3 separate regions of the Homo sapiens genome follow, and all the other regions are linked to region 3. A link is a contact called in ENCODE Hi-C or POLR2A ChIA-PET data. All regions are on one chromosome and are shown on one strand. The core of a region is the stretch at or near the end of the contact, and the rest is flanking DNA. Distances in the headings are between cores, read along the strand shown.

Region 1 (3,773 bases), core at 656-3,155, 280 kb after region 3:
ACCGTGCCCGGCCTGGCAACGGTATTCTAACTTGAACACAGTGTCACCAACCACTGTTTGCGAACATTCAGACAGCATCAACTCTGTCTACCCTTGGGTCATAGACTTTTAGGTACTGGTGATATCATATGTCTTTCCTACTGTTGTGATCAAAAGTTTGAAAAATCCAGATTAGAGCATTCCAGGTAGAGGGGACTGAATGCAGGGATACACAGCTTGTTTCTGGAGAGGAAATACGAGATGCCTTGGAGGTAGGCGGGGGCCAGGTATGAAGGCCATGAGGCCCATGGTCAGTCGAGAGTGACCAGGAGGCAGTGACACTCTGATATGGGACACAGAATGGAAAGATAGTGAATTGGAGGTCTGAAGCACGTTGGGGACATGAGAAAGAAGCATGTGTGTTGGATATATGGCTCAGGGGTCGGGGAGAGCCCCCACTCCTCCAAAGATAAAGCAGAGAACAGAGGTCCTGAAAGCAGATGAAGTCCCTCATGGAGAGAGCACACGGGGAGCTGGGAAGGGGCACGGGAGGGAATCCCGCGGGCCCCCTGCATTAGCAGGCAGAGGAGGAAGAGCACTCTGGAGGGCACTAAGGAAGAGGAGCCAGAGAGATGGGAATGTGGAAACTGGGAGGGAGAATTAACAGGCTGAGATGCTGTGAGTCCAGTAAGATAAGGACTCAGACATCTGCTGGGCCCCAGAGGCAGTATGGGTCTATGGTTAGGTAGCCTGACTGCAGGGGTCTAATCTGGCTCTGGTAATTCTGAGCTCTGTGACCTTTGGCAAGTGTTTTAATCTCTTGTGCCTCAGTTGTTTTCCTCTATAAAATGGAGATAATAACATTTACCTGAGTTTCAAGGATTAAATGAGTGTGTGTGTGTGTGTGTATGCATGAGTGTGTGCATGTGTAGAGGAGAGAGAGAGAAAAAAAGATAGAGACAGAAAGACAGCCAGAAAGAGAGGGAGATTGAGAGAGAGATGCTCTGAACCAGGTTTAAAAAGTAGTAAATGAGCCAGGCGTAGTGGCTCACACCTGTAATCCCAGCACTTTGGGAGGCCGAGGCGGGTGGATCACCTGAGGTCAGGAGTTTGAGACCAGCCTGGCCAACATGGTGAGACTCCGTCTCTACTTAAAATACAAAAAATTAGCCGGGCCAGGTGTTGCACACCTGTAATCCCAGCTACTCAGGAGGCTGAGGCAGGAGAATCTCTTTAACTCAGGAGGCAGATGTTGCAGTGAGCCGAGATTGCACCACTGCACTCCAGCCTGGGGTAACAGAGTGAGACTCTGTCACAAAAAAAAAAAAAAAAAAGTAGTAAATGGGCCAGGCACAGTGGCTCATACCTATAATCCCAGCACTTTGGGAGTCCAGTGTGGGTGTATCACTTGAGGTCAGGAGTTGGAGACCAGCCTGGCTAACATGGTGAAACCTCAGCTCTACTAAAAATACAAAAATTAGCCAGGCATGGTGGCAGGCGCCTGTAAACTCAGCTACTTGGGAGGCTGAGGCAGTAGAATCGCTTGAGTCTGGGAAGTGGAGGTTGCAGTGATCTGAGACTATGCCACTGCACTCCAGCCTGGGTGACAGAGTGAGACTCCATCTCAAAAAAAAAAAAAAAAAAAGAAAAGAAAAAAAAAGTGGTAAATGCTACACACAAGCTTATGCGAAATTATGACAGCTATCACTTGCTGGGCCTGAGTTTTCTTGGCTACAAACTAAATTAGTGTGTAAACTCTAGAAACTCAGGAAAAAAAGAAAGCCATACTGGAGCTAAACAGACAAATATCTTTCAAAACACAGAATTAAGCACACACTAAAGATTGTGACATCCTGACATCTCCACTCTGCCCTCTTCAGTTGCTTCTTGTTGTTGCTTTTGAGGCTAAACTTACTTCCCTGTATTTGTGAGTTCCAGAGTGCAAGCTAGGGTCACCGAAACAAAGGTTTCTCATCTTCCAGCTGCACAAGCAATCCTTTTATTCTAGCCTGGATCCTTTGCCAGACCTCTCTGTAGGTCTGAGAACCAAATAAGGTAACACACACGAGGCAGGCATTGAAGTCCAGGCACCACTGAGTGGGAAGGGAGGGTGGGGCTGAAATCAAAACGGGGAAGAGTCTTGGAGCTCAGGAACTGTGCTGCCTCAGGGGGCCCAGCATGCGAGGAAGGACGTCTGTCCATGTAACATGGTGTTCCTTAGGGCTCTCTGGAGGAAAGGGGGGGCTGAAAAAGCAAACACACACCCCCAGAGACACCAAACGCAGGCAATTTCCAAGCATTGTTGCTTTCTTTTTTTCTCTCTCTTTTTCTTTTTCTGAGATAAAGTCCCTCTGTTGCCCAGGCTGGAGTGCAGTGGTGCGATCTCAGCTCACTGCAGCCTCCCTTATGGCTGGGCTCAAGCAATTCTCCTGCGTTAGCCTCCCGAGTAGCTGGGACCACAGGCACGCACCACCACGCCCAGCTATATATATATATTTATTTATTTTTGGTAGAGACAAGGTTTTGCCACGTTAGCCAGGCTGTTCTCAAACTTCTGAGTTCGAGCAATCCACCCACCTTGGCCTCCCAAAGTGCTAGGATTACAGGTGTGAACCACTGCATGTGGCCCAATCATAGCTGCTTTCTGCTCCTCAAGTGGACACCAGGCTCCAGAGTCTCACCTGGGATTTGAATCCCACCTTCACCCATTTTTTTTTTTTTTGAGACGGAGTTTCGCTCTTGTTCCCCAGGCTGGAGTGCAGTGGCACAATCTTGGCTCACCGCAACCTCCGCCTCCCAAGTTCAAGCGATTCTCCTGCCTCAGCCTCCCAAGTAGCTGGGATTACAGGCATGTGCCACCACGACCGGCTACTTTTGTATTTTTAGTAGAGACGGGGTTTCTCCATGTTTCTCAGGCTGGTCTCGAACTCCCGACCTCAGGTGATCCGCCTGACTCGGCCTCCCAAAGTGCTGGGATTACAGGCGTGAGCCACTGAGCCCGGCCCCTACCTTCATCCTTTATAAACTGTGAGACCTTTGACAAATTACTTAACTTCTCTGTGTCCTAGTTTTCATTTGTTTCAAGTACTACAATTACATTTTATAAGTCAGGTACACTCCAGGAAAAATGACAGGGTGAAAATTAGTGTGTGTGCATGTGTGTGTCGGGTGGGTGGGGTGTGGTTGCGTGTGGAGAAATGTGTTGAGGGGGGCGGCGTGTCAGGAAAGTAGAATTACCCAAATGTGCCCAGAAAACTCCCACATTTCGGTGTTTGTGAGACATTCCCAGATTGGGAGAAATAAGATAATTAACTGACAACAGTTGGAAACTAACTGTGGACCAATTTAAAATGAAAGTTGTAAAGCCAAGCCATTCTTTTAGGTGTTTTGGCTCTCTACTTCAGTAGAAAGAACTTTTATTAATTTTGCACCAAAATGTAATTATAGAAAATTAGGCTGGATGTGGTGGCTCACGCCTGTAATCCCAGCACTTTGAAAGGCTGAGGCAGGGCTGGGCCTGGTGGCTCAAGCCTGTAATCCCAGCACTTTGGGAGGCCAAGGCGGCAGATCACTTGAGGTCAGGAGTTCGAGACCAGCCTGGCCAACATGGCAAAACCCTGACTTTACTAAAAATACAAAAATTAGCTGGGCACGGTGGTGGTGCCTGTAATCTCAGCTACTGGGGAGGCCGAGGCAGGAGAATTGCTTGAATCCAGGAGGCAGAGGTTGCGGTGAGCGAAGATAGCACCACTGCACTCCAGCCTGGGTGAAGAAGCAAGATTCCATCTCAGAAA
Region 2 (3,990 bases), core at 40-2,539, 330 kb before region 3:
TCTTTTCTGGTCCAGATTAGGAACTCAAGAGTATAGTCTGGGCAGCTGCCATGTGTAGGGCCAGGGGTCAGCAACATTCTCTGCTTGAGCCAGGGATTTGCAAGGGGCATGTCAAGGCCTCAGGGAGGGCTTCTCAGCATTCCTAGGGACATGCCTCCCTGTGGAGGGCCGCTGCACTGCATTGAGAGGTGTCACTGGCAGAACTGTGCTGCACAGATGAACAAGGTGGCAGCGGAAAACAAAATGAGTGCCATAGGCTACCTTTGAGGCAGACCTTCTGTTCAACAGGCTAAAATGCTAAAAATGGGCTTGCTCAGGGGTTGGAAATTCAATCGTCTGCCAAAACCCTCTCAAAACTTGGCCTTTCTATTCCCAGAATCAATGAGTGCATTTGGCACAGCCAGTCTTCCTCCAGTCTGCATTGCACGCACAAGTGGAATCCTGCTGTTAAGACAGCTCTGAGGCTGAACTGAAGCCCTTCTTCCTCCTTCCATCTACACATACCCTAAACCCTTTCAGTACTCCATGAAAGTCCCACTTCTGCCATCATTCTCCTTCTTGCAATATTTATGCCGCTTTTTAAAAATCGTCCTCATTCTGCACTCAATTTTCCTTGCACTGTGATTTAGTTTTTTTCTAGCCGTGCACATCTTGTCTCCCAAATTTACATTATGCTTATATACTGAATAAACAAAGTATGTCATAAAAAGTTAGTGGAACTAATCTCTGGAATCTCCATTTCCATTTCTTCTTCTAAAACTCTCCAAGTCTCTTTGGAGTCTCTTTGACTCCAAAGTTTTTGCATGCTTGTACAAAACACTCTTCTTCTGAACATAGCCCAAATTTCTCTGTCTATTAAGCAGTAGTGGAAAAGGCCAATGTGTCCGGAAGAAGCTCTGTGACAAACAAAACTTGGTCCACATAAAATGGTACAATGTAGTCTTATTCTAGACCAAACTTGTCCAACCTGAGGCCTGCGGGGCCACATGTGGCCCAGGACAGCTTTGGATGCAGCCCAACAAAAATTCGTAAACTTTCTTAAAACATTATAAAATATTTTAGCGATTTTTTTTTTTTTAGCTCATCAGCTATTGTTAGAATTAGTGCATTTTATGTGTGGCCCAAGACAATTCTCCTTCTTCCAGTGGGGCCAGGGAAGCCAAAAGATTGGACACCCCTGCTCTATACCCAGGCTCTCACCCCTGCCTAATCTTTCTGACTTGTATTACCTTTTACCTTATGCTTCACCACATATTTGCCCATGGACTATGACACTTTGTCTTTCCATGTGAAAGTTGACTGTTCATTCTGCTGACACATTCGTTTCTGACCATGGCTACACCTTTTACTATGTTTCTGCAGCAGAAGCTTGTCTTTGACCTCTGCCACTGTTTCTCTGGCGTCTGAATGCTGACTCATTCCCCGGGCAACCCCAGTTTCAATTCCGATAGCTCTCTGACATTTTGTCACTCTGCATAGTTGAGATGGGACACCTCTCAGGTTAGCCTGTTGTAATTTTATCTAGTCAGTTCAAAACTCATGAACATTGGGCCGGGCCCGGTGGTTCATGCCTGTAATCCCAGCACTTTGGGAGGCCAAGGCAGGCAGATCACTTGAGTTCAGGAGTTCAAGACCAGCCTGGCCAACATAGTAAAACCCCATCTCTGCTAAAAATACAAATGTTAGCTGGATGTCGTGGCGGATGCCTGTAATCCCAGCTACTCGGGAGGCTGAGGCAGGAAAATCACTTGAGCCTGGGAGGCGGAGGTTGCAGTGAGCCGAGATCGCGTCACTGCACTCCAGCCTGGGTGACAGAGCAAGACTGTGTCTCAAAACAAAAACAAAAACAAAAAACAAAACTCATGAACATTAGACTTATAAAATCTCATGCCTGCAATTAGACACTTTGCCTCTACAGTCTTTTCGACCACCATTCTCTCTATGTATGCTTAACACATGCCTAAACATTTAGTTTACTGACTCAGAATACCTGCAGAAAATCTGACCTAGATAATTTTCTCTTATACAAAAGTAGAACAATTATACATTCTCTAGGCTCTCCTAGACAAAGACCTGACACCCTGTCATGAAAGCCCCTTGCCATGCCCTTTTGAAGAAGCCAGGAAAATTTTTGCTTTGCTGCCAAGGTGTGTAGAGTTGTATTATTGCTTTTCCAGACTAGGTGTGAGAATGCATCTTCCCACAGGGGGAAAGCATTAGCAGATGATGGTAAGTTTACCAGAAATATTCTTTTTTGTTTGTTTGTTTGAGACGGAATCTCATTCTGCCACCCAGGCTGGAGTGCAGTGGCACCATCTCAACTCATTGCAACCTCTGTCTCCTAGGTTCAAGTGATTCTCCTGCGTCAGCCTCCTGGGTAGCTGGAATTACATGTGTGCGCCACAACACCCAGCTAATTGTTTTTTTTTTTTTCTTTTTTTTTGTATTTCTAGTAGAGATGGGGTTTTACCATGTTAGCCAGGCTGGTCTCAAACTCCTGACCTCAAGTGATCCACCCACTTCGGCCTTCTAAAGTGTTGGTATTACAGGCGTGAGCCACCACACTTGGCCAGTTTACCTAAAATATTCTTATCCTTTAGGTATGTTACATGGAAAGTGGGGTTTTGTGGGCTAATATACGGAAACCTCTCACATATTTCTGTAGAAAATGGCTTTCAAGTTCCACATTGACAAGTAACTTTTAAGACAAAATCTGAGCAAAAATTAAGGCAAGCATGGAATCCAAATTCATCCCAGAGGTCTTTCCCATTAAGCATAGCATTAAAACAGCAAGAAGATTAAACCCATTTAATTCCCTACTCTGAATATACATATGAATTGATATGAATATGTTTATGTATTAGAGATCAAATTGTATTTCAACATACCTGTTGTCTTCCTCCAGATTTATCCTGGATAATAGTCCTAGCAATAGCACCAGTAAACACACAAGATCTGAAAAATGAACTGACGACATTGCAAAGGCCGATGGCTATTAAATCCTGTAAAGAAACAGCAGATGCTTTAGGCCCCCGTTTTTGTTGAAGAATGCTGATTTTGAGTTGAAGGCATATGGTTTTTTTTTTTTATATGAAGATAGGGTTGTTTGCATCACTTGAAATAACAGATTGAAATATTATTAGAAGGCCGGATGAGGTGGCTCACACCTATAAGCTCAACACTTTAGGAGGCTGAGGCTGGTGGATCACCTGAGGTCGGGAGTTTGAGACAAGCCTGACCAACATGGAGAAACCCTGTCTCTACTAAAAATACAAAATTTGCCAGGCATAGTGGCGCATGCCTGTAATCCCAGCTACTCGGGAGTCTGAGGCAGGAGAATCGCTTGAACCTGAGAGACAGACGTTGTGGTGAGCCGAGATTGCACCATTGCACTCCAGCCTGGGCAGCAAGAGCGAAACTCCATCTCAAAAAAAAAAAAAAAAAAAAAATTAGAACAAAAGGATGGCACATCTGATTTTCTTGACTAAACCAAATCATCATTTTAGCTAGTCATCACAAGGAAAGTGCTTTTTCAAGGTGAGAAAATGAGACTCTGGCATTTTTATTCTCTTTCAAGTGATGACCAGGACTTAGGATGACAGGGAGAAGCACAATGCTATTCTCCCTGCCTTATGTGCTACCCTAAAGGTCAAATTGGGCTGGGTGCGGTGGCTCACACCTGTAATCCCAGCACTTTGGGAGGCTGAGGCAGGCAGATTGTGAGGTCAGGAGTTCGAGACCAGTCTGGCCAACGTGGTGAAACCCCATCTCTACTAAAAATACAAAAATTAGCTGGGCATGGTGGTGAGCATCTGTAATCCCAGCTACTCGGGTGGCTGAGGCAGGAGAATCGCTTGAACCTGGGAGGTGGAGGTTGTGGTGACCCAAGATCATGCCATTGCACTCCAGCATGGGTAACAAGAGCAAAACTCCGTCTCAAAAAAAAAAAAAGGTCAAATTGGAACACCTGTTGTTTCCATATTTCCCTCT
Region 3 (4,110 bases), core at 1,494-3,993:
TCTCTTCCAGATCCTATTCAATTATTTTGGATATATAACCAGAATATATGTTTGACTTTTTAATAAACTGCCAAATTGTTTTCCAAAGCAGTTGTACCATGTTTCATTCCCACCAGCAGTGGATGAGCGTTCCCATTCCTCCAAAACTTTTGGGGTTTTTTTTGTTTTTTTGTCTGTTTTTTTTTTTTTTTTTGAGATGGAGTCTCGCTCTGTCACCCAGGCTGGAGTGCAGTGGCATGATCTCGGCTCACTGCAAGCTCCACCTCCTGGGTTCACACCATTCTCCTGCCTCAGTCTCCCGAGTAGCTGGGACTACAGGCGCCCGCTACCACGCCCAGCTAATTTTTTGCATTTTTAGTAGAGACGGGGTTTCGCCATGTTGGCCAGGATGGTCTCGATCTCTTGACCTCGTGATCCACCCGCCTCGGCCTCCCAAAGTGCTGGGATTACAGGCGTGAGCCACTGCGCCCGGCCAACTTTTGGTATTTTTAATTAATGCTCAGAATTTTTCATTTTAGCCCTTCTAACAGGTGCATGTCGGTAACTTATTGTGGTTTTAATCAGTATTCCTCTAATGACTAATGACTTTGAGCATCTTTTCATTTGTCTATTTGCCTCCCATAGATCTTCTTTGGTGAAGCATTCGTTCCACTCTTTTGTACATTTCTCACCTAGACTCTTAATAAGCTTTGTTTTTTTAGGGTAGTTTTAGATTTATGGATAACTTGTGAAAATAATACAGGGTGTTTGTCTCACATCTGTTAGACGTTACAGAATGATACATATATAACACGGTATTCAGTCCAGTACATTTGTTACAACTCATGAACCAATCTTGACATATTATTAACTAAGAGCCATTGCTTATTCAGATTTTCTCAGTTTTTACCTAATTTCTTTTTCTGTTCCAGGACCCCCCACCCAGGGATCACATTACATTTTGTTGTCACGTCTCCTCAGTTTCCTCTTGCCTATAACAGTTTCTCAGACTTTTCTTATTCTTGTGTGTGTGTGTGTGTGAGAGAGAGAGAGAGAGAGAGAGAGAGAGAGAGAGAGACAGAGTCTTGCTGTGTCACCCAGGCTGGAGTGCAGTGGTGCAATCTTGGCTCACTGCAAGCTCCACCTCCCGGGTTCATGCCATTCTCCTGCCTCAGCCTCCCGAGTAGCTGGGGCTACAGGTGCATGCCACTACCCCCGGCTAATTTTTTGTATTTTTAGTAGAGATGGGGTTTCACCGTGTTAGCCAGGATGGTCTCAATCTCCTGACCTCATAATCCGCCCGCCTCGGCCTCCCAAAGTGCTGGGATTACAGAGACTTTTCTTATTCTTGATGACCTTGACAGAGTTGACTATCGGTCAGGTATTTTGTAGAACGTCCCTCAGTTGGGGTTTGTCTGATGTTTTTCTCAAGATTAAGCTGGGGTTTTGAGTTCTGGGGAGGAGACCACAGAGGTAAGGTGCTATTCACATCACGTTACCTCATGGGCACGTGCTGCCAACATGACGTATCCCTGCTGATGTTGACCATGACCGCCTGGCCGAGGTAGTGTCCATCGGGTTTCTCCATTGTGAAGTACTCTTTCTCCCTCTATCCTTACTGCAGTTTTTGGAAGAAAGTCACTGTGCACAGCTCATATTTAAGGAGTGAGAAGTTATGCTCCACTTCCTAAAGGGTCAAGCATCTACATAAATTACTAAGAATTCTTCTGCAGGGGAGCTTTCTCTCTTCTCCCTGATTTACTTACCTACGTAATATATGTTTATATCAGTATGGATTCATGGTTATGTTATACTTTGGGTTATTATTCAATACTACTTTATTGTGTTCTTCAAATTGTTCCAGCTTTGGCCATTGGGAGCCCTTTCAGTTGGCTCTTTCACACATTTTAAAAACTGAATTGTTTGTTTTCTTATTTAAGGGCTGTTATGTGGCCTAGATAAACGCCATCCCCCCGCCCCCCCACCCACCCACTATTTTTGAGACAGGTTCTCACTCTGTCACCCAAGCTGGAGCGTAGTGGCACGATCATGGCTCACTGAAGCTTCAGCTTCCCAGGCTCAGGCAACCCTTTCACCTTTCTCAATGAGTCTTACAGCCACAGTGACCTTCTCAGAACCAGCCTCAGCTGATTACCTCCCCTGCCTAAAAGTCATGCTACAATAATGCTTGCCATGAAAACTAAGGATCCTAGCTGCTGCCTACAGCCCTGACATGGTCCGGCCCCTGCCGCCTCCTCAGCCTCCTCCCCCAGCACAGTACCCCCGCCCCACACTGACCTTTCAGGCCCCCGACCACCTGGTGTGTCCTCAAACTTTGTGGCCTTTGTGTGTGCTGTTCCCTCTGCTGAAACACCCTCACCACCCCGCCCTGACCATCCTGGGCCACGTACCCTTCAGATCTCTACTCACTGCCAATCCCTCAGATGACCTGCCCTCTCTCACAGCACCACATTCCTCTCTTCCTGCACTTGCCTCAGTTGAAACTCTAGATAATTTGGGTGGGCAACGCCTGCTTCCCCACACTACACCGTAAGTGCCAGAAACCATCACGTTTGTTTTCACTCACTGTAAATTCAAGTAAGTACAGAAAGACCTTTGAAAAGCACTGTTCCTGTTTAGGAAAATAACTCAAGAAACCATTTTTGCAAAGGCCATGCTGCTGCCAGGGCTGAGTAACACCCCATGCTATTGTTTATCCTAGATGCTGTTTATCTTAATTCTTCCTCCAAGAGAGTGATTTTCCCCCGGGTGGAAGTGTACTGCCAGATAGAACTCGCCCTTGGCAATGAGTGCCCTGAACGCAGTCAACCAAGCCTTCGAGCACGGCAGGCCAGTCTGGAAGGAGCCACACAACCTCACAAGGAGTGGGTTCCCAAAGGGGATGGAAGGGGCAGCCATGGTCCGCCTGTGTCCCAACCTGTGCAGACACTTGAATTCACATGCGAGTCACCTGTTTCAGCACCAGTCTCTCCACTTGAGCAGCCACCTGCACAGCCACTGGCCTCTTCAACTCCACTTTCTCTAAGTGGCATGCCACCTGTATCATTCCCAGCTGTGCACAAGCCACCCAGCTCCACACCTGGTTCATCACTGCCCACCCCACCACCTGGACTGTCACCTCTGTCACCTCAGCAGCAGGTACAACCGTCTGGATCACCAGCCAGATCCCTACACTCTCAGGCACCCACTTCACCCAGGCCATCCCTGGGGCCTTCAACTGTGGGGGCACCTCAAACACTGCCCCGAAGTTCTCTTTCAGCCTTCCCTGCTCAGCCACCTGTGGAGGAACTAGGCCAAGAACAGCCCCAAGGTATGGACCCTTCTGGCTTGTTATGACTTTCTCATGCCTGGAGCCCCTTGGCAAGCGAGCAAGGACACCAGGGCTGATAACCGCTTCTTTAGGGGTGCGTGGCTGAAGTTAGCAGTGAGCTTTAGCATCTCTGTCCATTATGAGGACAGTCCGCCACAAGGGGGCAGTGTAATAGACATTGGTTCATTTCCCTTGGTGCAGTGCTTCTCAAAGTGCGATCCCCCTACCGGCAGCAAAAGCATCACCTGGGAACTTGCTAGAAATTACAGTTCTCAGGTCCTACTGCAGACCTACTAAATTACCAACTTTGGAGGTGCGGCCCAGCTGCCTTTTTTACAAGCCCTCCAGGTGATTTTTTGCCTGCTCACATTTGAGACCGCTGGGCCAGTAGATTTTTACTGTGAAACCTGCTGTGCTGGGCGTGCTACTCAAAGAGTGGTCCGCAGACCAACCCAGCCCTCAACTGTGTGTTACTAGCCCACCACGGAGGGTGTGCAGAAATTAAGAGTAATCATTTAGAAACGTTTATAGCACTAAGGTATTTCCACAACATCCCGGAGCTTGACCATTTTTTACTAATTCATTTGCATTGTATTTCACAAAATTACTAGTTTGTTATAGACTACAAAGAAATTTTTTTTTTTAGATGGAATCTCGCTCTGTCGCCCAGGCTAGAGTGCAGTGGCGTGATCTTGGCTCACTGCCAGTTCTGCCTCCCGGGTTCACGCCATTCTTCTGCCTCAGCCTCCCGAGTAGCTGGGACTACAGATGCCCGCCACCACGCCTGGCTAATTTTTTGT

The links. Hi-C counts contacts between places; a loop is a spot of excess contacts on that map. ChIA-PET counts read pairs that join two places held with the same protein, here RNA polymerase II (POLR2A). Pooled maps may share reads with other maps.
Region 1: a pooled map shows a loop between it and region 3 (4-fold over the local background). The contact joins two enhancer-like sites. A Hi-C loop is called at or near these places in 2 of 50 pooled maps. POLR2A ChIA-PET finds 5 or more read pairs at or near these places in 2 of 52 experiments (Panc1 and activated T-cell).
Region 2: a loop to region 3 is called in a pooled map, with 2.5 times the contacts of the local background. The contact joins two enhancer-like sites. A Hi-C loop is called at or near these places in 1 of 50 pooled maps. POLR2A ChIA-PET finds 5 or more read pairs at or near these places in 2 of 52 experiments (GM12878 and H1).

The regions. Positions count from the first base shown.
Region 1 is chr6:36,577,951-36,581,723 of GRCh38, forward strand. No RefSeq gene overlaps it. Among named protein-coding and RNA genes, the nearest start is that of SRSF3, 15 kb to the right of the region's middle. Within about 2 kb of position 1,906, at least 18 of the 41 ENCODE cell types and tissues checked have a DNase peak (open chromatin) inside an H3K27ac peak, as active enhancers do.
Region 2 is chr6:35,972,487-35,976,476 of GRCh38, forward strand. It overlaps SLC26A8 (solute carrier family 26 member 8), which reads right to left. Exons shown (of 20, transcript NM_052961.4): 10 at 2,889-3,002. The region is part of intron 3 of LOC105375035 (a long non-coding RNA gene); the gene reads left to right. Among named protein-coding and RNA genes, the nearest start is that of SLC26A8, 50 kb to the right of the region's middle. Within about 2 kb of position 1,290, at least 4 of the 41 ENCODE cell types and tissues checked have a DNase peak (open chromatin) inside an H3K27ac peak, as active enhancers do.
Region 3 is chr6:36,299,160-36,303,269 of GRCh38, forward strand. It overlaps PNPLA1 (patatin like domain 1, omega-hydroxyceramide transacylase), which reads left to right. Exons shown (of 9, transcript NM_001374623.1): 6 at 2,702-3,310. Among named protein-coding and RNA genes, the nearest start is that of PNPLA1, 31 kb to the left of the region's middle. RefSeq lists an enhancer at 2,981-3,481 and a silencer at 3,350-3,399. Within about 2 kb of position 2,744, at least 4 of the 41 ENCODE cell types and tissues checked have a DNase peak (open chromatin) inside an H3K27ac peak, as active enhancers do.